Regions from separate parts of the Mus musculus genome. Here regions 2, 3 and 4 are each linked to region 1. The links are chromatin loops, found by intact Hi-C in ENCODE. Cell type or tissue: left cerebral cortex. All regions are shown on one strand. Links, peaks and the distances in the headings refer to the core of each region. The heading gives the core; the rest is flanking DNA. Region 1 overlaps Grin2b (glutamate receptor, ionotropic, NMDA2B (epsilon 2)). Region 2 holds the start of Gm25136 (a long non-coding RNA gene). Region 3 has its middle 78 kb from the start of Emp1. Region 4 overlaps Grin2b (glutamate receptor, ionotropic, NMDA2B (epsilon 2)).

What was found. A loop is a pair of places that touch in the nucleus more often than their neighbours do. Peaks named below come from ENCODE experiments on the same cell type or tissue, not always from the same donor. Only the 100,000 strongest peaks of a DNase experiment are listed, where the experiment ranks them.
Region 2: it touches region 1 in a loop (4-fold over the local background); 2 of 42 quality-filtered maps call a loop at or near these places.
Region 3: a loop joins it to region 1, with 6 times the contacts of the local background. A loop is called at or near these places in 6 of 42 quality-filtered maps.
Region 4: it touches region 1 in a loop (5-fold over the local background); 2 of 42 quality-filtered maps call a loop at or near these places.

The regions. Positions count from the first base shown.
Region 1 is chr6:135,897,130-135,902,129 of GRCm38, forward strand. All of the region lies in intron 5 of Grin2b (glutamate receptor, ionotropic, NMDA2B (epsilon 2)), which reads right to left. Among named protein-coding and RNA genes, the nearest start is that of Gm14330, 47 kb to the left of the region's middle. In left cerebral cortex, for the core only: no CTCF peak of the experiment used is centred there; DNase peaks (open chromatin) are centred at 2,301, 3,478 and 4,208; H3K27ac peaks cover 4,671 bases.
Region 2 is chr6:135,521,062-135,529,513 of GRCm38, forward strand. Gm25136 (a long non-coding RNA gene) reads left to right here and starts at 5,482. Exons shown (of 2, transcript XR_001785388.2): 1 at 5,482-5,966. In left cerebral cortex, for the core only: a CTCF peak has its summit at 4,025; DNase peaks (open chromatin) are centred at 2,281, 4,899, 5,616 and 5,910; H3K27ac peaks cover 2,358 bases.
Region 3 is chr6:135,436,967-135,445,418 of GRCm38, forward strand. No RefSeq gene overlaps it. Among named protein-coding and RNA genes, the nearest start is that of Emp1, 78 kb to the left of the region's middle. In left cerebral cortex, for the core only: no CTCF peak of the experiment used is centred there; DNase peaks (open chromatin) are centred at 4,433 and 4,647; H3K27ac peaks cover 1,884 bases.
Region 4 is chr6:135,826,588-135,831,587 of GRCm38, forward strand. All of the region lies in intron 6 of Grin2b (glutamate receptor, ionotropic, NMDA2B (epsilon 2)), which reads right to left. Among named protein-coding and RNA genes, the nearest start is that of Gm14330, 23 kb to the right of the region's middle. In left cerebral cortex, for the core only: a CTCF peak has its summit at 1,569; DNase peaks (open chromatin) are centred at 479, 908, 1,562, 2,549 and 2 more places; H3K27ac peaks cover 4,828 bases.

The DNA.
Region 1 (5,000 bases), core at 1-5,000:
TCATCTCTTGCTGAACTGAGAATCCACTGATAGGCTAGACTGGCTGCAGCAAGCTCAGCTTCTTTTCCTCCAAGTGCTGGGGTACCAATATGCAGCACCACATCTTGATTTATGTGTGCTAAGGATCTGAACTCTGGTCTTCACGCTTGTGTAGCAAGCGTTTTACAAACAGAGTCATTTCCTCAAGCCTCGTCTAATGCCTCTATAATGGTTACCCTTGAGTTCTTCAGTTGATTCGTACATTTATCATCACGCAGTAGCTCTCCACTTTATCCATGCCATGGAATAGAAGCCTTGGGATTGGGAATGTTCAAACTCCCTCTGGTCACCTGGGGCTCAGAACAGCATAATCCAGTTTCTGGCTATTCACTCATTAGCTGTAAAGCCACAGCATGCTGCTCTAACTCTCTGGAGTGGCCAAGTGGTAGATGCGAGGGTGCCTGACAAACCATAAGAAGACTATAAATCTTGTTATTACAGTAATGATGGCGATTAGTCCTGTTAAAAGCACGGTGTGCTCATTCCTTCAGCAGAGTCTGTGAAACCATGACACAAATATAGACTCAGATGGTCATTGTTTCTCAAGGTGGGAGGACCCAGCGCTGCGCTTGCTGCTGGGAACAGAGGAGGCTGGGAGTAAAAGGCTTAAGAAATGTAAACTGTGTTCCTGTTTATTAATGGCTCAAGATGAGAGCTTTGTGGCATAAAATGGAAAACTGTAATAACAGAGAATCTGGCATCCATAGAAACATACCTCTGTAGGCCTCTCTTCTCCTGGGCATGGGAGAATGCGGTCCCCAGCCCTTTCATAACTGCTACTAATGTAGCATCGTGGGTGAGCGGCCACCTGCATTATTAGAGACCAGGAACTCTAAGGGGCAGGAGTGTGTGCATTTTATTCTCTACTTGCAAAGCAAGCAGCATGGCTGACCCCTGGGAGACAGTGGTTAGAGAATGAATGGATGAACAAATAACTGACTGTTAGACCAACTTGAATTATCTCCGTTTTCCTTTCACTCAGCAGCCCATGGCTGTTGAAGACACTCTAAGAACAGCACACCCAGTAGCCCTCCTAAAATCGTGTGTAGAAAGTGGTTGACATCAGAGAGGAGGAGTTGGTGCAATTTCCAGGAGACTGGGAATTGCTTTACATCGTGAGAACCGACCTTTGGTTTCCTGATGCTCTATCACTTAACGAACCCACAAAGTGTTGCCACCCTTTCCTGTGCAACTGAGTGCTTGCCTTACTTACACTAGACAAATAAAGAACAAATCAGAGTTTTAGATATCAAGACATATTATATTGTCTTGCATGTGCTTTAATCCATCCTGAAGTGTAGCTGTCAGTTTCCATGGAGTCCCTTATTTGTAATCTGAGAGCCAGCTTGGATTGTTCAAACCTGTGTTAGCACTGTACAGGCCATTACCAGATTCTAAAATAGTCAACAGTCTCCAGCTCTCTATGTCTCTGTTTCCGTCTCTCTCTCTCATCTCTCTGGTTGTCTCTGTCTCCCTGTCTCTCTCAAAACAAAGAACTGAAGAGAACAAATGACTTAGTTTAAAGCCATGATTATAAACCGTCTCCTAACTCCACCGGTTTGCCCAGCCATTCTGATCCACCCCTGAACTGGGGGCCTTTCTTCCTTTGTTCTTTTAATCGTTGTTTGTTTAAATGCTTTGGAGTAAGGTATCAAGTAGCCTAGGGTAGTTTTGAACTTGCTAGCTATCCAAGGTTGCTTTTGAGTTCCTAATCCTCCTGCCTCTATAGACTGAAAGATGACAAGAGCCACCACATCCAGCCTTGTACCTCTAATCTGATGTCACTCTTGATGTCACTCTTGACTGTCCTAGATTTGGATCATGATAACGATTTCCAAAGCCAGATAACTCAAGGGCCAAGAATAATTTATTCATGGAGAGACAATCTTGGAGGAACAGGGAAGGACTTGCTATTACTGAGAAAGATAAAGAAGATGGGGGGGGGGAGCTCAGTTTTCAGAAGAAAGTGAAACACAGAGGTGCAGGGCACAAGCAGAGAAGACTGCTTCCCACTTCCCTTTTTTTTTCACGAACTTCCAGAAAAGAGATGGCTGAAGGAATGGAGGGTGGATTTGGAGACTACTCCTCTGTGAGAGGATTCACTCCGGCTGCTGAGGGGAAATAACCTACAGGATAAGAGAGAGACAGAGAGAAGGCAGGAGTGGGGTGGGCGAGACAAAGAGGAAGACATATGGGGAGGGGGGTGGGAGGAGATGAGTGAGGAGTAGAGAACATGCTATGGGCGGCAGCAACACTGTTGGAAACATAAGAACCGCCCCCGGAGACGAAATGCCAGCGTCTCTGGGCAGAATCGAAATTGTCAGCGCACACATTCTTGCTCGGAGAAATAGTCACTTTTCTTTTCCTTTCAAGATGACTTCCTCTTTCAGCCTCAATAAAACCTTCTGATAGAAACTGGTGGAGCTTCAGCCCCACCATTCTTGGCCCCTTCCCTGGCATTTCAGCTCAGATCCCATAGCAAGGGAAATTCAAGAACAAGTAAGAGCCTGGATTTCATATAAACTCGCATCTTACAAGATGAGAATGGAAGAAATGCATCTCTCCCAAAAGGACGAGGAAAATATCATCGTTAATGATCATACTTTCTAAATATAATTCCCCACTCACTTCTCAGTTATTAACGCCAATAGGAACAGAGGCAGTGCCATAAAACAAGTAAAATTAGATAATAATAGCAAAGCTGACTGTGCTGTGAACACTCTCTTCAAGGGCCCTCTGCAAGGAGCTTTGGTGTGTTCTCATTTAACAGATAAGAAGGGCAGTGTGATACAGTTAGTGTTGCCTCTGCGGAACAGCTGGGGAACCAAGTTCACAGAGGTTAGGTAACTGGCCACAGCTCTGGGTTAACAGGTGCAGGAACCAGGATGGCGAGGAGTCCCTGTGGCTTCTAGTCCTGTACAAAAGGCTCTAAATCTTATTTTAGCCAACAGTTGAATGTTAAACTCTTTCCTCACCAACTTTTTCTTGTACCTGGTGACTGGGGATTGTTTTAAAACCTTTCAGTCCCTTTAATTTCTTCCTTATGCTATGTAAACAAATTAAGGTGATCAAAAACTAGATGCTGCCTGATTTAAAAACCATAAACAATCAACTTGTGGTTAATGATAGCTGCATAAAAGAGAAGAAAAATTAAGAAGGCACATGACCGCATAATGTCCACCTTATATACCATATCAGACACCACTCTTTTTCCTTAATGGCTTTAAAAAGCTATGCCCCGATTCAGCTGGTGACCACAGTCTCCATCAGGCCTGTGACTTTTGCTCAACACTGTCCGCACTCTCCCGCTCCCATGGTTGTGAATGCTGGGGAATTCAGCTTGAATCACACCTTCCTCTTCTCAGCATGCTCTCCTGAGAGAGCTCATCTTCTCTCAGCTCGGCGGCCGACAGCCGTGCCAACTCTACACTGATGAATCTGGAAGTTCACATTCATAGCTGTAGGCACTGCAAGGCAACCGCAGGAGCCGGTACAGCTTCAGCTTAGAATCAGCTGCATCTTGTGTGAGAAACAGGCTCCAGTGTCAATCGCTCTCCCTCATGTGTTTCCTTATTAGTCATCTAAGAGCCGGCTTTGATTGTTCAAGCCTGTGTTAGCAGTATATAGGCCATTACCAGATTCTAAAATAGTCAACGTTCTCCAGCTATCTTTGTGACCCCCAACTGGTCCTTGTTTCTTCACACGTAGGATATTTACCAAAAGCTTCTCAATCTGTCTCTGTCTCTCTGTGTCTGTCTGTCTTTCTCTCTGCAAAAAAAATAAGCCAAGCCCTAGAGAGAATAAATGACTTGATTTAAAACTACAAAATTAAAATGATTAGAAGCCAACTCCCAAGATGGTTCCTTGCCAGTATATCCTGTTGTCTGTGAAAAGAACAAGGCTCTTCTACTGTGATCCATCCTCATTTGTCATCTCTTCTCCCCAGTTCCACTAAGATATGTTGATAGCAACATGACCCTCTCTGTCAAGTTTTGAGTTTAAATCTTTGGTCATGTGATTATTCCCACTTGGAGAAATATCAGCTTCTTAGCTATTTTTATTCCGCATCCTTTGAAGTCTAGGATGAGGACCACTGCCTACACGTTCTCCAAGCAGTTCCAGGGCTTTAACTTCAGCGATACAGACAGTCCCCGCCTCTATAGCACAAGAGCCATGCCACCCCTTTGAAACACTTCACTGTGATCTGTCTCTCACACTTTTACTCAATATGTTTGTGTGGGCGGGCTTTGCTTCCTGAACTGAACTTGACTTGTGAAGTAAATTCGATTGTGTCTTTTCTATTGTGCTGTCTTTTACACTGAGGACAGCTCTGGGCTAGAGTAGATACTTCACCATTTGTTTAAAATAAAAAGAATCAGAGAATAGAACCTGACATCAAGTCTTCAATAATATAGAACACCAAAAACCCAGAGGAAATCGAGTCCATAGGTAATGTAAAGCTTAATTTCACAATTAGCTTCAATTAACTCACTCATTCAAGAAACCCAGAATGGGTTGCTCCAAGCATCCTGCTGATGTGGAGCCAACCATCCAGGCACAGAAAGAGTCATGTATGTAAAGGTTAGTCAGAGTTGTGGGTAAAATGAGAAAAAGTGGATGGATCCCAGATGAAGTCAGTTAGAGACATAGTAAAATTCAGGAACTGAGAGAGGTGAATGGAGGAGAAGGAGGATTCAAAGAATGGCAATGGGACTCCCAACTCAGGCAAAGAAAGGAGAGCATGCTGTTTCTGGAGGCAGAGAAAAGCAGCCGGCATTCATGAGGTCTTCCATGAATTTTCAAGCATCGGGGTGGTGAACAGTTCCGTGGTTGGAACTGTGTCAGAGTTTGCAGCCCCCAGGCCACTGAAGGTTTGTTTCATGACTGTCACCCTGCTGAACTGCAAAGAGTTTTTCTCAAAAAGCGCTCCCACAAGAGGCCCAAGAGGAGGACGGTGCTGC
Region 2 (8,452 bases), core at 1,961-6,960, 370 kb before region 1:
AATTAACCATGACCTGGGTGCTTGCAGACAGGAATAGGCCTTCCTCACAGAATGGAGATAATTGGCTCAGTCAACATTGTCTAGATTTTGCTGTGATAACAACTATGCCTTAAATCACAGTGTCTTGTAACCCATTCTAAGTTTCTACCCAAGTTTGAGCATTCAATGCTCCCGCATCACCCCCCAGTCTAGTAGAGTTCAGAGAGACAGGATGCAGCACCTCTTGTGGTAGAGGATAAGAGCGTTCTGAAAGATTACTGTGGTAAATTATTCTGCTCAGATGAAATGAGCAAGTCAAGCCGGATTAGGGTATATGTAGGCAGGTTTATTGGGAAATGTCTATGGTTGGGGGTTGGGGGTCACTGGCCCCAAGAAATGAGGCCAGGGAAGTCCCAGGGGGATGGAGACAGGGTAGGGGAAAAGACTGTAAGAGCATGCACACACAGGGAGAGAGAAAATGCAGAGTAGGGAGTCAGGGAGAGAGACCAACATGTCTGTATTATATAGGAAAGAGCTTCAGGGGAGGTAGGGGGGTTAGCCACTGGTCTGGAAAGTTCAGGGTAGAGGGTGGATATGCCAGTTATGGACTGAGGGATGCTGGGAGAATGTGGGGCCAGGTCCTCTTTGGTACGTTAAATATCCACCTCAGCCATTTGTCCTGGGTCTGAATCCCATCATGCGGGTGGCTCTTCAACCTTCGCTCCTGTCTCAATAGGTATTTTGTGTAGCAAGTATTAAATAATTTGGCCAGTAACACAGTCTGTCAGATACTGAAAACTCAAACTGTCCTAACTCTGTCCTAATCTGCCAGCAGGGTATTGATTTCTGCCTTCTGGCTTGGGTAGACAACACTAATGTCTACTCTGCCGTGCTTCCCCAGGATGCTGCCAGAAGTACTTCTAATGTCCACAGTGTTTCAGATCACATCCCGGACTAGAATTCTTCAGTGCCTGTTGGTTGCTTATGCTAGAAAACCTCATATTTTAAAGATGGATTGTGTGGGGGCTGGCAAGCAGGCACTTGCTGCACAAGCCAATGATGACCTGAGTTTCTTGTTCCCTGGAACTCATGGTGGACAAAGACAATGAACTCTGAAAGTTGTCCTTTGACCTCCATATAGACTCTAGGGCATGAGTGTGCACACTCACCTGTGTGTTCACACATGCTCCCCTGCACATGCACCCATATACCCCCCATATGCACATGTGAACAAACATGTGCTCACACATAAATAATAAGGTAGAAATTAAGATGGAGTGTATAGTTTTTGCTATACATCTGTCTCTAGCTATGTCCTTCCCTATCCCACAATATGCTGCACTAATTCTAAATAATCCAAGTTGCCTTAGAAATCCAAATTTCATATCTTCATATTCATTTTTATGGATATCTCTATACATTCTTCTTACCAGCATAGAGGTACCCTCCCTCTCTTTTAATAAGCAAAACATATACCATATCCACTATTAAACTTTGGGTCTCACCTTGCATTGCCTAAAATTATGTATTAGGGAATTGAATTGGCTGGTTTATGTGTCAACTTGACACAAGCTAGAGTCATCAGAGGGGAAGGAGCCTCAATTGAGGACATGCCTCCATGAGATCCAGCTGAAAGGTATTTTCTCAATTGGTAATCTGGAGAGGTTCCAGCCCACTGTGAGTGGTGCCCTCCCTGGGCTGGTTGTCCTGGGTTCTATAGGAAGGCAGATTGAACAAGCCATGTGAAGCAGGCCAGTAAGCAGCATCCCTCCATGGCCTCTGCATTGGATCTTGCCTCAAGGTTCCAGCTCTGCTTGAGTTTCTGTCCTGACTTTCTCCAGTGATTGAATAGGATCTGGAAGTGTAAGATAAATATACCATTTCCTCCCCAATATGCTTTTTGGCCATGGTGATTCTTCACAGCAGTAGAAACCCTAAGACAGTAACACTAGCAACTGGCTCCTTGGTGTGTCTACTGCATCTTATGAAGGAACAGTTTTCAAATGTTTCCTGATTGTGTCCTAATAAGAAATATATCTCATACTACAATCTGGATCAGAACTGCACACATATATGTATATATACATGCATGCATATAAACACACATGAGAAAAAATATATTATGAAATAATATCTACCTTTACAACATGATAACTTTTTATTTTTGCCATTCTGTTCTGTCTTCTTTACATAAGGCTGTTAGGTCTGACCAAATTGGTTTCATGACTCACTATTAGACTGTGTTCTGTGACTGAGCAAACTCTGCCTCATGACATAGATCTTAAGAATCGGAAGTAAAAATAGAAGTGGACAGCCATGGGCGATTCTGTGACATGTCCTGAATTAAATGTGCACACACTAAGTGACAGCACACACTTAGCCAGCATATGCACGGGAGAGAAACACTCTAAAATGCTTGTGTGTGAACAGGGAGAAGAGCGGGAATGTGGTGGGGATATGAAGGTAAAGAAATAGATAAATGGATCAAGTAACCCGTCAAGGAAAGCCCTTGCAGGCCAGTGACAGTGGGGGTAATGTCTCTGTACTCAGTAAAACTAAGAGTTTATTGTTATGGCAACTTCTGTGGTAATACCTGAGAGTGTTCTCTGCGTTCTGCTGCTTCATTCAGATGGATATATGTGCGGTGGTCACTTGGGGTATGTAGTCCTCCCTGAACCTGTGGATTCATGCTTTTAACAGTTCCGGAAAGGCCTCAGCATGGCCTCATCCCCTGTTGCCTCTCTTCATCCACTCCGATTCTGCTCTCTGAGCTCTGATTAGACATTTTAGACATCGTCCCTTTTCTGCATCACTCCTTCCAGTTCCCATTTCCTCGACTCTCTGTGAGTCTTATGAGTAATTTCTTCAGTTCTGGTTTGTGAATTCTGCCCGTCGCTGTGAGCAGACTGAGCTGTGTAACACAGCCTTTGGGCTGTCGAGCATTTTGTCTTTCAGCATTGATAGTCTTCACTTGTGAAAGTCATTTGGTTTCTTCATCGTAGCAGCTTCTCACAATGTCTCAACATTGTGGTCCCTCCCTCCCTTCATTTCTATAAATAACTTACACTCTACTATCCCACCTTCCACACTGGGTCTGCACGCCACTGCAGTGGGGAGGCATGGTGGGATTAAGGGTCAGGGACGTAGCAGAGGTTCCTCATGTCTTAGCAGATCAGAAAGTGAGGATGGGATTTTACTAGACCCCTCAAGATTCACCCCTAGTGGTCTACATCCATCAGCCAAGACACCTCTCAGAGTAAGCATCAGGGCTTTAAATGCTCTAGAACACGAGCCTACAGGGATATTTGATAATTTAAATTATTTAACAGTAGGGTTTTCTTGGCCACTCAGCAGTGAGGTAGTGGGGCTCCTGACTTCCATTCTCCCTGAGTGTCTTCAGCTTTATTCCCTGTTCAATGATGGATATCCTGCTGGAACTCAACCTCAAAGGAGCTGGTGACTCCAGCACCACCTTTAACTTAACTGGAGCTTTGTTCTATAATTCCACACCAGCACAGAAAGCAATTTCCCACTCAGACTCTCTCCTGTGTAAACAGGAGGTATCATCCAGTTCTACAGTGAGTCCAGCTTCACCTTGGTCCAGTTGTTCTCTGAGGAATAGGGAGAGGCTGGAAGCCTCAAGCACTTCTTTCTGGCCAGTCTTTCTAGGCCTGTGCCTGGGACAGGAGTGGGGTGGTGTCTGCTTGACCCTGGTCCTATATGACCTGATTCTCAATTACAGTGGCTTTGCTTTGTGAGCTAGGGTTTTCATGCTGTTAATCTCTGGGAATCCAGAAGTCCTAAGTGAAAAGCCATTTAGGATCTCTTTTCTCGAGAGCATCTGCCTGTTCTTGCTCTAGGAGACGGTCTCCTCCTCCTCAGTGGCTATGAGTTCTTTGGAGACTTGCAAGCATCTCAGGCTTAATATCTCCATATTATTACTGTTCCTCGGTTAATATCCCCACAGCGATATGCCATCAGGATTTGCCCTTAGGGCAGGCATTCTTACCCTCTCAATTACCTTGAATTTCCCACGCCCACCAGCCAACTCACCCTTTAGGGGGCGGTAGTGATCATTGGTTTAAATTGGTCTTGGAGATTTCTTTCAAGTTCAGTATAAAGTGTATCTTATTTGGGATCTAATTGTTTAATCAGTTGACATTTTCAAGGTATCTAATCAGCTATTTGACAGTAAATGAATCTTCACAAAGATCCATGTTCCCTTTCTATACTATTAGCTTTTTAGGAAAAAAAAAAAAAGTGCACACCATCAAAACCTGAAACAGTAATAGATAAGAGATGGCATCCCAACATGTTTGCTGAGGGATGGCTCCGTGGTTAAGAGCAGTTGCTGCTCTTGCAGAGGATCTGAGTTCATCCCCTAGCCCATGTTGGGTGGCTCACAACCATCTGTAACCCCAGCCCCAAGGAACCCTAAACCTGTTTCTGCCTTCCATCGGCACCCAGACCTCCACAAATACACACAAATAAAATGAAATGTTTTTAAAATATTCATTTAAAAAATCATGGTGTCATAAAACCTTTATCCCTCAAAATACTACCAGGGCCATCTCTACTTATATAACAAATATCCATGGACTGAGTGCTTGGCCTTTGAGATTTATTTCCTGGATTTCTAACTTCAAGAGGAAAAGAGGCAGAACAGTTGGACTCGTTGGGGTCCTTTGTCTCCCGGCCAGTCTCACCCTTAGGAGCGGTAGAGATAGTTATCATCGTGAAGCTGGAAATGCGGTGACGTCATGCTGAGCCTCAGGGATGCAATCGAGATAGATTAAATACTTCTATTACTCAACTCTTAGCACTCTTGGGATCCAGAGTCCTCCGTGGTTCTCTGCTTCAGACACTCTGAGCTGTCCTGCATTTCCTGTTTCCCCAGCAAAACGGAGCTGCCTGTAGCTATGTGGCAGGGATTGGCAGGATTCCAATGGCAGGGATTGGCAGGATTCCAATGGGGTATTATCACCAGGCTCATGGTGCTTAGTAATCAATTAGGCTTATTCATTAGTGTTGTTAACTCTTTCCCTCCAGCACCACCTGGGATCAGTTTCAGGGCAGTGGACAGATGTGTTCCAGATGTTCATAAGGCCATCTTGTGAGTTTTCTTCATTCCATCTAGGCAGGCTGGGAAGATGCCTGGGCTAGGGAGAAAAGGTTGGGCTGTCGGGGATGGAAAGACAGGTAGAACAGAGAATGAACAGGCGTTGAGAAGCCATGTTAGACAGGCCCGGTGTTAATAAATGTTGGTTTGCAGAGAACAAGGCACCCAGCGGAGGTGGGGTGGGGGGAGACAGAGAGAGAGAGAGAGAGAGAGAGAGAGAGAGAGAGAGAGAGAGAGAGAGAGAGAGAGAGAGAGAGAGAGAGAGAGAGAGAGAGACAGAGAGACAGAGAGACAGAGAGACAGAGAGACAGAGAGACAGAGAGAGAGAGAGAGAGAGAGAGAGAGAGAGAGAGAGAGAGAGAGAGAGAGAGGGCAGACTCTGGCCTTCTCCCCTGCCCCTCCCACAGTCTGATGAGCACATTCCACCCTCACACTGAGGAGCGCTGGTAGGTTGCATCGCGACATGATCAACTCCTCTCATTGTCGTCTGGGAAGTAGGGGGCTGTGCACATCTACGTGAGTCACACATCGCTATGGTACAGCACTAGGGATAGCTTCGGTAGAATAGAGAATTGACCGTTTTCAACCGGCCTTTGGGCAGATTCACTCTCAGTCTGTTACGAGTGTGTTTTCCTGGCTTCGCTAGGAAGGTCTACGCCCAGTCCATGCCTTCCCGCTGACCAGAGCCTATCGGTAACCCAGGCCACACAGGACAGACAGCATTGCTCCATTCTCACGACCTACTCTGTAGTCAGTCTGTGGCTGCCTTTCCAGAGCTTTCTTCCGCTGTTCTTCAGAGAAACAGATGGAGAGTGGGCGAGAGCCAAACAGCGCAGGCGCAGCTCTGCCTGGAATCTGGACATCCGCGGTAATTATCATAATAAAAATATAATTCTCACCAGTTGGCGGAGGTTTGCTGGGGGTGGGGGGTGGATTTTAACCCTTGCAACAGCTCTATTGACATCGCAGCACCAGGGCTCCCACTGTACAGACGTAGGACACGTCTAGATCCAGGCCTTATGATGGGCGGAAGTCACACAGTCCAATGAACTGGTTGTTTGACACTTCCTGTTCGAGCCCTCACTTACCTGTTGTGTAGGAAGCACTCATCTTTGTGGAGTCTGCAGAAGCAGAAGCTGAAGAGATGGAGGCATATTGAGGGAAAGGCTGCAGGGGGCAGTCGCCCATTGTTAGCTCCGCCCCTTTTACAGGATACATTTACCTACTACAGTTTGGGACTGAGGCTAATACCAAGCAAACATTCCCGATCGAAGCTTGAATTTGGGCTTCCCAGGGCATCTTTAGGACTTAAATATAATGTATTCCATGGGAACAGAATTTTTTTTGAAGCAAGTTTTTGATGACTCTATGCTGGTAACTTATGGTAGAAAATTAGGTAACGCGTATACTCAGGTGCCATTTCTGCCTCTTTCGGACAAGAGGAATCTGCCTTTCTGTGGCTAAAGGAAAAACCCATTTAGTCCTCAATGTCAGCTTTCCTTGGAGCAAGATGGCCCCTGAGAGCAGGGACTCAAACACAGGAAAGTGAACGTCAGGGACACCAGTGGCTGCGTTTGCAGTAGACAAAGACCTTGCTTAGGGGCATTTTCCCTGCAGGCTTTCTCTACCTGGGGAGTCCACCCCATTATTCTCCAGGAAAAGTCTGGCAGAAGGCTCAGGGCAAGTGTACCCTCAGGCTACTTTCTCACTGGAAGGATGGGTGGGGGGAGTCCCTTATATTTGCAAAAGAGACTCTTAGAGCAAGTGGAAGCCTCAGGGCTGTGAGGAATGAAAGTGACAGATCATGGGATGCCTTGCTTGATTCCCGCACTACTGTAAAGGCCTAGTGGCTGGACTCCTGCATGATTCCTGGGCCCTTTAAAAGACGGCTTTGGCTTAGTCATCTCCTACCAGCTCCCTTAACAAGGAGCTTAGCGGGGAGACAACTGTTGCTTAAATGAACCAGCAAATAGGCAAAGTAAAACCTGACTCAGAGAAAGCGAGGAACAAGCTGTGGGGAAAGTCTTTGTGCTATTTTTAATCACATTTTTCTGCATCTACTGAATTTCTCTATCCCCAGACCTGTGCACAGAAGCCTATCAAAACAAAATATATTCTCTTCCTTAGCCCAGCTTCTCAGAAGGCTGAAGCAGGAGAATAGTAAGTTCACAGTGAAATACACAGTGGATGCAATAAGTCTGGGCATCTTAGTGAAATTCTATCTACAACCAACACAGAGGTCTGGGAATAGACTAGGGTTTAGTGGTGAAGTGCCTGCCGATGGTGTAAGACCTAAATTTAGTCTCCAGCAAAGCAACCCCACATACACACAAACACACACGAAACTGCAACAGTTAGAGAGACCCCTGGAGACGGCAAGAAGCTGAGAGTCGGATTAGACTTAGTCTACACGGAAAGGCCGGACCCTATTTCACTCTGGTCAGTAGGACCCAAGATGAGGGTGACAGGCAGACTTGGGTACAGAGGAGCTTGGGGAGTGTCCTGCCAAGGTGGCCCTGAAAGCACTCTCAGAAGCATCCCCTTCGGGCACATGAAGGTCCAGCACCTTTCACACTTTAAAAAGAGAGGATTCAAAGCCAGACCTAAGTTCAAAGACAACATAAACATCTCTGTGTAAGTTATTATTGTTTTTTTTTTAAGTCTAAAATGGGCCAGGACCTGCTGGTTTCTGTGTCCAGGAATAGGCAGAGTCAGCCAGAGGCTTCAAGAGTTACAGAATATCAAACACGAAGGGGTTCTCTCTAGAGGAATCCTAAGGCCCAGGGAAGGGCAAAGGAGGGCACCACTCATGCCATGAGGCTTACAAAGTGTTACTGGATTATTTCCGGCATTTGAATGGGGGTGGGGGGCAGGTCTGTCGTAGTCAAGACTGGGGAAGGAAAGCAACCCAGAGCTCTTCTTGGTGTCTCAAGGCCGAGGGTGTCTTGTCTAAGACAAGCAATATGGGCTCCTGTTTTATAGTGGGAATCTGAGAGGGCTGTGTAGGAGAGTTCACAAAACTCTTAAACCAAAATGGATATAGGGAGAGGAGGAAAGAGGGAGGGAGGGAGGGAGGGAGAGAGAGAGGCAGAGAGAGAGAGTGAGTGAGACAGAGAGAAACACAATCAAGAGCAGAGGCTAGTGAACATTAGCGTTGAAACTACAACAGAAGTTTCCAGAACTGATGACAAACTGAAAAACTGAAAATCTCACCTAGACATGCTACGCTGAGATCAAAGAAAAAAAGTGAAAAGGATTTTCTTTTAGATCCACAAGAGAATCTCTCTTCAGAACGACCCCTGCTCCACTGGCTGACCACTCAAAAATGACCAATACATTCATGAAGTAACATTG
Region 3 (8,452 bases), core at 1,862-6,861, 460 kb before region 1:
CTTTTGGTACAAGTATGTATACACACACACACACACACACACATACACACACACACACACACACACACACACACAGAGAGAGAGAGAGAGAGAGAGAGAGAGAGAGAGAGAGAGAGAGAGAGAGAACCACACAACATTTTTTTTCTATATGTATATATCTTCTGGAATTTCATCCAGTCCAGTGAGATATTTTAGTATACTTACATTTCCCTTCTAATTGTAGAAGTTATCCATTCTAGTATTCTTGAAAGGATTGAGAATATGAATCAACATGGTGGAAAGCCTCCCTTCTGTATGCGTTCTTGAGAGGAATGAATATCCTAACACACGAGAGCTCGTCCTAACCTGAGAAACCCGGTGTAGGCAGAAGCGTAGGAACAAAGAGGTGGGAAGAGAAGTACTGTGCACATTTTCTCATCACCTTCTCCCCTTTGTCCCTCTGGTTCCTTTTGAACATTTGTTTCAGGATATCATTGTCTCTGTTTTACACAGCATGAGAGAGGCATGCATGGTAATGAATCCTTTAGATTGCCAGGTTTAAGAATGCTACCTTAGGGTGCAGAGGAGGGTTAGAGGCACTAGATGACCCAGAGAACCTTCTACAGTTCTTCTGTTTCCTTCTTAAGGGCAGACCCAGGGCTTCTAGTCTTATTCTTGAATTATATTTCTTCCCAGTCGTCAGACACAGTGGAATTAGCCAGTCATCCTTGGAGGTTCCTCTCTGTGCTCCCCCTCCCCCCCGGAACCTCATAGTCCTCCTCTTCCTATTCCTCCTTCTCTTCCTTTGGCTGGGTCTTCAATGTATCCAGGTAGGATCAAACTATTATTGATTTTCTTGATTTTGCCTCCTGGGTACTTAGATTACAACCATGTGCCACCATGTGCCACCATGCCCAACCCTGCCAAATAATTTCTGGTTCCCTCTGAAGCACCTTTACACACAAGGCATTTTTTTTTTTGTCTGACAATCACTTCACTGCCTGTGCCAAAGAACCTGTACTGACTAGTTTTATGTCAATTTGACATAAGCTAAAGTCAGCAGAGAAGACGGAGTCTCAGTTGAGAAAATGCATAAGGTCTGGCTGTAGGGAAGATTTTAACTTAGAGACCCATGGGAGAAAGAACAGCCCATTGTGGCTGATGCCATACCTGGGATGACTGGCCTGGTTTTTATAAGAAAGCAGGATGAGTAAGCCATGATGAACAAGCCAGTAAGCAGCACCCCTCCCCCATCATAGTCTCTGCATCCATTCTTGCATCCAAGTTCCTGCATCCAAGTTTCTGCCCTCTGTGAGTTCCTGCACTCACTGCTCTTGCTGATGAACTATCGCATGAACTGTGAGCACAATAAATCCTTCCTTCCCCAAATTACTTTTGGTCATGGTGTTTCATCACAGCAATAGTAACCCTAAATAAGACAAGTTGCTACTAGGAGGAGGATATTGCTGTGGCAGGCCTGACTATGCTGTTGGTTGGTAGGATGAGGATTTTGGACTAGAAAAGCAGTTGTATGCTTAGACCAGGGCTTAATGGGCCATGCCAGGAGGAGTGTTGAAAGCAGTGGCATTGAGAGCAACATAGATTATGATGCCCTGGCTCAAGAGGTTTCAGAGAAGAATGTTGGTAGGCAGCCTAGAGAATATTCTTGTGATAATTTGGCCGAGAATGTACTGCGTTCTCCCTTTGTCTAAAAAAATCTGCTCAAGGCTACATTGAAGTGTTTTTGGCATTGGCAGAGGAGATTTCAAGACAATCTAGTATTGACTCTGCTGTGTGATTGTTAGTGGTCACTCTTACCCAGATCTATAATGAAAAGGATCAAGCTGAACAATGCAAAATGCAAAATGTTCAGTATGAGGAAGAAAGGTCACTGGGAAGTAGAATGGAGATGAATCCAGTGCCCAGAGAGTTAAAAAGTATAAAGAAAAGACTATTTCATACCAAATGGAATAAAAGGAGTGGTGACTTCAGGGCAAGACTCAGTCTAGCTACGTTGCCAACTTGTGAAAATGAATTTAAGAAAAGCTTAAAGAGTGAAGGAAACTGTCGGCAACAGAACACTGATGAGCTTGGCCGCGTCAGCCACATGGTTCTGGCTTTAGAGTCAAGGATAGACCCATGGCTAAGGAAAGCCACTGAGGCCAGCCATGCATTAGGGATATCTTCCCTGCATGGAAGCTCAGAGAGGGCGAGGTCATTGCATGAAGCTGTAAAAGTGAAACCTGGTTTTTGTTGGAGGCCTCAAGATGCTAGAGATGCCAGAGCCATGGGATACTTACCAAGGAGAGCTTCTGACATAGTGGAATCAGCAAATGAGTAAGACGTGTGTCACAGTTAATAAAGCTGAAAGGAGTCGGTGACTGGAAGAACATTTTGACATCAGACATGGAGATACAGAGTTTAGAGTTTGCCCTGATAGTTTTGGGTCTTGCTTTGGTCCAGTATTTTCTCAGTCTTGTAGTTACGGTTTCGATTGCAGTGACAAAACACTATGACCGAAGGAATGTGGGGAGATAGGGATTTATTTATACTTATACTTCCATATTGTTGATCATCACCAAAGGAAGTCAGGACAGGAACTCATACAGGGCAGGAACCTAGAGGCAAGAGCTGATGCAGAGACCACGGAGGGGTGCTGCTTACTGGCTTGCTTCTCATGGCTTGCTCAGCCTGCTTTCTCAAAGAACTCAGGACTACCAGCATAGAGATAGCACCACCCACAATGGTCTGGGCCCTCCTCCATCAGTCAGTAATAAGGAACAATTCTTACAGACCTGCCTACCACACAATCTTATGGAGACATTTTCTTAATTGAGGTTTCCTCCTCGCAAATGGCTTTAGCTTGTGTCAAGTTGACAGGAAACTGCCCAGCACACTCACTGTGTTCCATTTCCCCATTTTGGAATGGTAATGTGTATTCTGTGCCAATGTATATTGGAAGTATGGAATCTGCTCTTTAGTTTTGAGTTTACAGAGAGGCTACAGTTAAGAGAGCATGAGTCTGAGAAGAGACTTTGAAGTTGAGACTCTGAAAGACTATGGGGGCCTTGGAAGCTTGACTAAATGCACTTTGTGTTAAGGCTTGGCTATAAGCCTACAGAAGCCAGAGAGTGGAATGTGATAGTTTAAATAAGAATGGCCTCCATAGGCTTGTATATTTGAATCAGGGCGTGACACTATTTGAGAAGGTTTAGAAGGATTGGGAGGTGTGGCCTTGTTGGAGAAAGTCACTAGGAGTGGGCTTTTGAAGTTTCAAAAGCCCCTGCCAGATTCAGGCTTTCTCACTTCCTGCTGCCTGTAGATCAGAACGTAGCTCTTAGCTACACACTTCCTGCCATGGTGATCATGGACTATACATCTCTGAAACTGTAAGCAAGACACCAAGTAAATGTTTTCCTTTATACCAGTTGCCATGGTCATGGTGTCTCTTTACAACAATGGGATGCTAAGACACTGAGTATATGGATAAACAGTCATCACTCAGATCTAACAGCTCTTTATTTATTTATTTTTTATTAGATATTTTCTTTATATACATTTCAAATGCTATCCTGAAAGTTCCCTATACCCTCTCTCCACCCTGCTCCCCTACCCACCCACTCCTGCTTCTTGGCCCTGGCATTCCCCTGTACTGGGGCATATAAATTTTGCAATACCAAGGGGCCTCTCTTCCCAGTGATGGCCAACTAGGCCATCTTCTGCTACATATGCAGCTAGAGATACGAGCTCTGGGGGTACTGGTTAGTTCACATTGTTGTTCCACCTATAGGGTTGCAGACCCTTTCAGCTTCTTGGGTGCTTTCTCTAGCTCCTCCATTGGGGGGCCATGTGTCCCATCTTATAGATGACTGTGAGCATCCACTTCTGTATTTGCCAGGCACTGGCATAGCCTCATACGAGACAGATATAACAGGGTCCCTTCAGCAAAATCTTTCTGGCATATGCAATAGTGTCTGGGTTTGGTGGCTGATTATGGGATGGATCCACAGTGGCACTACTTTTTAGGAAAAGGAAATAGCCTCAAAGGCAGTCAGTTAGTCAGCTACACAGTGTTATAGCTAGGAGCTGTGGCTCAGGGTTTCAGAACTAACCCGTCTCTTTCCCAGATGTCACACAGCCTCTTACCCTCTCTGTGCTGTCTTGGTGATTACCTGAGAATAGGTCATGCAGCTTGAAGATGAGCCGTCTGCATCTCCTCAGTGCTTAGAACAGCACTTGGCATGGAATGAACATTCAGGAAGAGCTTGTTGGGTAAATGCACAAACAAATAAGTCTCAACAGAGCCCTCCCCACCGCCAGCGGTCCCCTCAACCCCGAGCCAAACACAGACAGTTGGAGGGAGCTGACTTCATTGGTGCCCAAGAACAGCAGCAGCAGATGGTGCTGTCCAGATCTGAAACTTGGTCCCTTTACTCCTGCATGGAGCCTCTCACACTCCACCCTCTTGTCCCTCTCTGAGTTGTCCCTGTTCCAGGAAGGTGGCTAGCTGAAGGCACGGGCCTTCCAGCAGAAAACACCTGGCTGGTCAAAGCCTTTTTGTCTCTGCAATTACCTTCTATTTCCCTCTCCCTCTTCAATTTCATGCAAAGCCAACTGGTATTTCTTTTCAGGCAGCTGAGAACACCAGATGGAAGGGTGGGGGGAGGTGGAGGCAGGGTGTGAGGCAGCGAAGGGACAAGCGGGGCTGTGGATGAGGGGGACCATTAGAAAGCATGTGATGTGGGGACAATGCCAGGCAGGTCAGTGGAGGTAGGGAAGGCAGAAATGGTGGATAAAGCCAGCAGGCACCATATGTGCACATGCACACTAGCAGTACTTTCAACATACCATTAAAACAGAGAAACGTTCTGGTTTCCGTAGCAACAAGGACGAGATCCGTGCCTCAGCCAGTGAAACTTATTGGGGGAAAAGGCATTTGCCTGTTAAGGAGACTGATGAATTGGGGGATAATTATACAGAGTTCTGCCACCATTAACAACCTACAAACACAATTCGGAAAATATTGTAAAGAGTATGGCGGACTGATGAAAATCCCACAGAGGTAGGGGGCGGGAGGGAGGGACAGAAGGCAGAGGGAAGGGGCTACAGGAATGTTCTAGGTAAATACCCCTTCGTGTGAGGTACCATTGGAACCAGCTCATATGTCAGTCTTCAGAGGCCTAAGGTAAGGTGAAGCTGGGTATATCTGTCCCCAATTCTACAGTGCAAGTACGTTGTGTCCTGTTCTCATTTGTGGCTTCAGAAAGTGGGTAGGTGGATATGGAAAGACTAAGTTTGGCAGTAGCGGACTCTGTGACATTTGGACCCTGTGTCTGTGTTTCCTATAGTGTCCAAAGGAACTCTTAGCTGACCCATCAAAGGATAGGACAGTAGAGGAGATTCCTGACACCCGAGTCATGCATTATAGAATCTTGCCTGGAAGAGAAGGAAAACAAACTACAATTATCTTGTCCTCCCGGTAGCAAAGACCCCATGCCAGGTACATATTAACTATTAAATAAAATGCTGCCAGAATGGGCACTGGGGCGATAGGGACTGGGGCTATGGTTCGGTTGGTAAAGTGCTTGTTATGCAAGCATGAGGGCCCGAGTTCACATCTCCAGTGCTCACATATAAAGCCAGACATGGTGCTCTGCGCCTGGAGTCCCAGTGCTGAGGAGACAGATAGGAGCTTGCTGGCCAGCCAGGTTAGCTGCACCAGAGAACTCCAGATTCAATGAGAGACCCTGTTTCAAAACACAAGGTTAAGAGAAGCATGAGAAGACTATCAGTGCCAGTCTCTGGCCTCCACAAACATTTGAATGAAAGTCTATATAAATGGATGGATAGATGACTAAAGGAATGAGCAAATGGATGGATGCATAAGAATCAGGAGAGAGAACCCATGTTCTCACCTCTTACTTCTGGTAACTTAGTGGCAGATTAGACTCTCAGAGGTAGTGTCTCTCCATGAGATATGCATTAGGATTCTGAGACTAGACTGTTCTGTGTCCCAGGGGACCTTTAAGGTCATTTGAATAGTCTCTGTCCTGCGGACATGCCCTGTGGTGTACCATTCTATTGGCTCTGTTGAATTAGAGGGCAGGAGCTGCCCACGGCCTCAGAGCACCCAGGCCAGCTCTCGCTCCTGTGGCTCAGGATTTTGTTCTGAATTCATTTTTCCACTTGCTGATTTTCCTACACTTCCAGGGGCTGCTCTTGGCTGACCCCCACGCTTTCATTTAGAACCACGCTATGTAGCTATCTCCTTGTAGTGGTTTGAATGAGTACCGTCTCCACAGGCTCTTATAGTTTGAATGCTTATTTGTCAGGGAGTGGACATGTTTGGGAAAGATTAGGAGGTGTGGCTTTATTGGAATCGATGTGGCTTTGATAGAGAAGGTGTGTCTCTGGGGGTGGGCTCTGAGATCTCTCTCACTACTTGCAGGATGTAAAGCTGTCAGCTACTGCTTAGTATCACGCATGTCTGCTTCCCTCCATGATAATCATGCATCAACCTTTGGACTCACCATACTTCAGCGAGTACCCCGTCAGCCATACTACTGAAATAAACACATTGCTTTATCAAACTGGACACAGATGGGACCCACTCCTTTGGTCTGCTGTTGGTACCCTACCTTGGGAAAAAAAGACATCTGTTTATGGAAAAGTCACCTAGCAAGTATCTAATTGTCCATTATTTCTCCCTTGGTGCCTATGATTATAGACTTGGGAGTTGTGTCTCTGGGGGAACTTCTTGTTGGTGGCAGCTCCTTCGAGAGAGCCTTGGGCATCAGAGCAATCTGACACCAAAGTGAAAGATGGCCACCTAAAGCCTCTGAGATCAGGCTGAAAGCATCAGGCTCCATCCGAAAGCTGGTCAACTGTGCACCAATTGGCTCCTTGCAGAGCAAATGTACACCGATGCCTGGTGGGACTGAGGATGGGTGTGTCAACTGATGGGAGAGGATGGGAAAGTGAGAGGTGACAGAGCCACCCGCTACTCACAAGCCCTTCCTTGCTTTCATATTCTGGAATTCTGGAAGGAGTTCCCAGGATGTTGAGCAGATTGTTCAAGGTCAAACAGCTAGCCTCTTGACTCCTGGGTCCCAGGATCACTGCAGGTACAGGACACAAGTAGTATAGGTTGATTCCTTTCCCGAAGCAGCTGGTGGGGAAGCAGAGGGGAGAATATGGCCTTGGTGCTGAAGATGGAAGGAGGCCTGGCTCAGAGCAGGGAAAACTTTGTAAGTGTTATTTTGTGAAAGAATTATATTAAACAGATTCTATTCCGACTATCAACAGATTTTCACATTTCCACCTTCCCCCTCCACAATTACCTCCTTCAGCCCCCACCATTCCAAACAGAATGTTTCCTTCCTGCTTGCACTGTAAGACAGCAAAATTGGCTTTCCCTTTAGACTCTACCTCCTGTACAGCACCATCTGGGGCTGCATAGCTTACTCTGTCGCCTTTATTTCTTAAAACATTTTGCTTGTTTTAATAATAATAATAATAATAATAATAATAATAATAATAATAATAATAATAATAATAATAATAATTACTATTATTGGGGATTGAACCTGAGACCTGACTCACACCAGGCAAATGTTCTACCAAGGACCCACATGCCCAGCCTCTTTTCTTTCTTTGAGACGGAGGTCTCAGTAATTTTTCTCAGCTGTCCTGGAACTTGTGGTCCTCCAGCCTTAGCCTCCCAGATAATTGGGATTAGAGGTGTACACCCAATACCAGTCCGCACTCTTTAAAACAAACCTTTCCCAGTTTTGCGCAGTTTCTCTGCTGGCCGCCAGGGGTCGCCCTTGGGCAGGTGGAGCCTCCTCTCCGCAGGGTGCAGGGCGGTTTGCCAGGAATCTGGAGCCGGCTTCTGTGTATATCAGCGCACAACATTAATCAGACGCAGGCTCTGCAGTGCTTTCGAAGGGGAGTAAGGAGCCAGGGTTGGGAAGGAGATTTTGTAAGCAGCCCAGCCAAGGGCCTTCACCTCTTCTACCCTAGGCTCACAGCAAACAGTGCATCCAGGACAGCCACTGGCTCTGGTCCAGGGTGCTACCCTTAGCGCTCAGGGTTGTAATTTACAGAGGGCCTGTGAGTCCTGGGGGGATGGATGTCTGCTGGGCTGTCTTTTTCAGGAGGAGGAGGAGACAGTAGGTCGATGATTCCTTTCTCTCCTTCGTCTTCTTTTTTTTTGCATGCTTCACTCAGACAACCAGGTCCTTGGAAGCAGGCATGGCTGGCTCCCTTGTGCACACAGAGGAAGCTCCGTCTCCTGGTGATTTCTCAGTTGCCCCCATACACCGGGATGGGTATCCAATGGTCTTTGCATGTGCCAGAAAGCCAGACCTCTGCCAGGCTCGTCTCGGATGGGCTCTACAGGAGGCAAAGTGCACGTGCTCCTTGGAGCATGAACTTCTCAACGTTACATTTTCATCTCTTCTGTTGTTCTTCT
Region 4 (5,000 bases), core at 1-5,000, 71 kb before region 1:
GAGACCAGAGCTCTTCCTCATGTGAGAGAGCTTTTCTGCAACAGTATGGTGAGCTTTCTTCAGATCAAGGAATATGAGACGGAGAAAGAGTAATCCAAGAGAGGAGTTCATCGTACAAGTTCATCTCAAAAGCAGCAGCACACCATCTCTTCTGGCTTATCCCATGCCTGCTACTCTAAGCTCCGCCCCCATCTCTTCTGGCTTATCCCATGCCTGCATCTCTAAGCTCCGCCACCATCTCTTCTGGCTTATCCCATGCCTGCATCTCTAAGCTCCGCCCCCATCTCTTCTGGCTTATCCCATGCCTGCATCTCTAAGCTCCGCCCCCATCTCTTCTGGCTTATCCCATGCCTGTATCTCTAAGCTCCGCCCCCATCCCTTCTGGCTTATCCCATTCCTGCATCTCCAAGCTCCGCCCCCATCTCTTCTGGCTTAGCCCATGCCTGCATCTCTAAGCTACGCCCCCATCTCTTCTGGCTTATCCCATTCCTGCATCTCCAAGCTCCGCCCACACTTGGAAGCAGGCTGAGCTAGAACTTTGGTAAGAGCAGGGGCCATGTCCAGGGAGTATCTCATTGCAGCATGCTCCTCATAGTCTTCCCTGCCTCTTGACCTTCTTATCCCTTCTGCTAAGTGCACACAGTCCTTGAGAGAGAGAGAGTGAGCTGTCACATTCGCCTTGATTTTTCTCTTAGCCTCTGATGCAGGGGTCTCTATGACTGAGTCCTTCACCTATGTCTGCGGACTTAGACTAAAGCTGACTGCATGCTGACAGCACAGGGGGGTAAAGGCCAGACTCTCACAGACTGCAGAAAAGCCAGTCGGGATGGATTTGTCTGTGCTCTGAAATGTGGCTACATGATCCTTGTGGTTCTCTGAAGAACCAGTTCCACTCTGAGATGGAATGCTTCTAACTTCAGGAGTAGGATGTGGGAGAATCTAAAATGCCACTTTCCTGGAACAGAGAGAGACTAGGCCCTCCCCTCACATCCTTATTTAGAACTTGCACAAATATACAAGCAATTAATGCCATTACCTTCTTCCTTTCTATCTGGAGCGCTGAACTAACACACTCTCTCTCTCTCTCTCTCTCTCTCTCTCTCTCTCTCTCTCTCTCTCTCTCTCTCTCTCTCTCTCCCTTCCTCCCTTAATCGCTGTCAGTTTTTTTTTTTTCATTTTACATTTAAGATGTGACGGCATTTTCCTATTCTAAGGGGAGTGGGGTTTTTGTTTTTATTTATTTTTCTGTTGTTTGTCTGTTTGTTTTTAATTCTACACTTCTTTCTCTTACTCCCCACCAACATACCTTTTTGAGCCCTCCTTACTCTTGGTTGAAGCCTTCTCCTCTGGGCCCACTGGTACTTTTGGATCACTCCAAATCCTCTTGCAACGCTTTAAGGTGTTAAATGGTGGCATATTGTTTCTATATTTTGTTGCCTGAGAAATAGAGGGGCCTTCACCCAGTGTCTATTGTTTTCTAAGGTGAAATGGGAGACTTAGTGTATTACAGACTGAGGTGGTTCAGACTTCGAAGACATAGCACAGAAGTCTCAGTCGCCCTCTAGAGACCTCAAGATGAACTGCAGGGAGGCACCAAAAGGCCAGATAAACTGGGTACCCCTTAATCCCAGTGTGCCCTTTCCCAAGGCACACATTTTAGCTCTTAAACAAGGAATGGGTGCTTTCTGAAATCTTCTCTGTTCTTGGAGATGACTCTCCAGTGTCTCCAGGGGTGGAAATGGAGAACGTGTAGTGCAGCCAAAGGAGACTGCTCTCCTTAGCTCCAGAAGGGCGATAGTCCGCTGCTGCTGCTGCTCTCTCTGATATTTAGAAGATTCTGAAATCCAGAATTCTACAGAAATCTGAATCCTTAAGTGCTAGGAGCCAATTTAACCTTTAGATGTCCCATCTTTCCTATAGGACACACAGATCACATCTATGATCTAAAAACAGACAGAGAACTTCCTGTTTTATATCCATCTGCACCACGTCCCTGTGTAAGGTCACATTGGGATGCTACAGGGTCAAGTGAGGACAAGTAAAAAAGTGACATAATTGCCATAATTAACAGTCAGGAAAGAAAGCCAAAAGATGTCATGTTCGCTTATGACAGCAGATTAGAGAGGCAACTTACCATACATAGCTCGTAGTGAACAATGAACATTCATGCTTTGTTGGGAAACGCAAGCATAAATATTGAAATGGTTACAAAAATTCATCTCATTCTCTATGGGCTAGCCACAGCATAACAACAAAAGGAGATCAAATATTAACACCACATTGCTCCGTTCCATGGGTAGGAATGTGCCTGAAGTCTCGGCACAACAGCTTTATAAAATTTCAGCAGAGGGTCTATCGGCATAATTTTAAAAAATTAAATGTTTACTTGAAGTCAGTCATGGTTTAAACTTTCCCCAAATAATGTTTCACAATTGGTACACATACAAGTAGCAACTTTCTCTATGAATAATCGCATTTCCAGGAGGCCCTTTGAGGCTGGGACCATATGGCTCAGAGCCACCGCATCCTGGCTCACGGTTCCCAGAGCACTTGGTATTATATTCATTCATTTGCTCATGTGTTAGCTCCCTAGCCCCGCCCACCAGGAAATGAGCTCCCTGAAGCCAGGGAAGGGGTCAGTTTTGTTCAAAACTGCCCTCCCCTGGTCTCTGCCAATCCCTAGAAGAGTGCTTGGTGCATTCATCTTCTGTGGGCCACTTAGAGTCTCCTAGAGCCACTGGGACAGGTCTTAACTCTTTCCTGCTGGGCTGATGGCTTTCTTCTCTCCTTTATGAAAGGATAAAGATTTGGTCTTCTTTTAAAGCTTAATGGCTGGGAGATAAAATGAGAGTAGGGGACAGAAGCAGCGCAGCAGCTTAAGTATCTATTAAACAGATACTTCCCCCCGGGAAAAGAAATGTCTGTTATAAACCATCCCTGGGTTTTATAGGTTAAGCCTCGGATGACCGGACTTCATCTCTAGAGCTTCCTGGTAGAATCTGAGAGTTAGCACTCCCCAGAGGTTCCAGGGTGGAGCCAAAGCTCATGCCCAGTCACACTGTGGGAATGTTAATGTCTGTGGGCCACAAAACACTATGTACGTATCAGGTGTTGCTGTAACTCAGTCTCCCTCTTCGCCAACATTTCCTTTATATGCAACCCTGAATCTGGCTTTGTCTTTTATCATTAAACAATGTTCTCCTGTGGAAGGAATTCCTTTATGGTTATAAGCCGGTCTATCCACCGCAGATGGAAGAAGCCATAAAGGGGAGTCCTTTATGACCAACCACAAAGTTGTGGTTTATTACAATGAAACAGGATCCAAGTATATCAAAGAGCACAAGGACACGCTCTGAGGTTTCATAAATAGGTGTGCCTCCTTATGTGCTTCGGCTGCTATTGAAAGGCTACTGAGAGGCCACAGAATGCTTAGTCTAAACAGTATTTCCAATACTCCCGTGACTCTGTGTAGCCCTCGGACTGCTGGAGACTTGATCTGCCATGATCTTGCTACTCATTAGTATTTGAACTGTGAAAGTCCATGAGCAAAAAGTCATATCAAACCTAGGTCCTCAAAAATACTAGACAAGTGATCAATCCCTCAACTATATCCTGTTTCCCAGAAGTCATCTCAGAATGACAGGAGAAAGGATGCTCATTATCAATTTGGGGGTTTGTTTGTTTGTTTGTTTGTTTGTTTTGAGACAGGGTCTCAAGTAACCTATGTTGGCATGGAATGTGCTACATACCCAAGGATGACCTTGGACTGCTGATCTTCTGGCTTCTGCCTCTCAAATGTGGAGAATAGAGCCACATGTCCTCATGGTGGCTTGTTCAGTCATCATCAAGTACATGAACAATTTCATTTGCTGCTTCCTAGCTTTGGTCTTGGTTCAAGACCAAATTGAATTTGTTCTTAGTGTGTGTTTCTATGTGTATAAGGGGTCATTTTCTTCTTTTCTAGAATCTGATTCAGTTGTATCATTTGTTTAAACTGTGTTCAAATGCAATCATAGTGGACACATTTATGATAAACCTTGGTACATGACAGGTACTATATTAAGAATTTCCCATGAACTAAAACTCATTTGATGCTTACAGCAACAATTTAAAGGAAGGCACTGTTACTCTCCCCATTTGATAGATGAAGAAACTGAGGTACAAAAAAGATGGACCAGAGAGAGATCCCAGGGATATTGAGGGAGGTTGGTTGTAATTATCCTGGAATGTAGTCTGAGTGGAGAGAGGTGAGGGCTGGGAAAGGAAGGCAGAGCGGGCCAGCTTTGAATGTTGTGACCTGGACACTGCAGTGAGAAGCAGGGCCGGCCTAGTTCTAGTTGCTCTCATGTGTATGTGGTGTTCCTATGTGGGCCTGTGAGTCTGAGTGTGAAGGCCAGAGATGAAGCTTGGGGATACTCTTTCATGATTTCCCAGCTTAGCTTTTGATATTGGGTCTCCCATTAAACATGGCCCTTGCCAACTTGCCAACTTAGCTAGACTCTCTGGCCAAAGAGCTGTAGGGGTTCACCTGTCCCCACTGATCCACCTACCTACCTAGTGCTGGACACACACACAAAGATGCTAGGACCATCCTGTTTTGTGGGTTTCAGGCATCCAAATTCAGTTCCTTCTGATTTGTGCAACCAGCATAACATTTTTTGTGCACTGAGCCACCCACTGCAACGCTTTTGCAATGTAGGTGTACCAACTATACTGCTTAGAGTTTAAGCATTGAAATACTGTCCTCCTTAAAATGCCATATATATTAAAATTTTTCATATCATACTGTAAATATGAGCTATGTTATTTGCTTAAAGTGAAAGACAGATATCTAAATAGATAAATGATTATTGAAATTAAAAATTCCCATCCCTGTTAAATTAACTAATGTCGAGCATCTGAAGCCCACAGCTCAGGAAATACCGATATAGCAATGATGAATCACCACTGACTGCTGCTTCTTGGTTTCTTTCATCTCTATATTTTAACTTAACCAACCT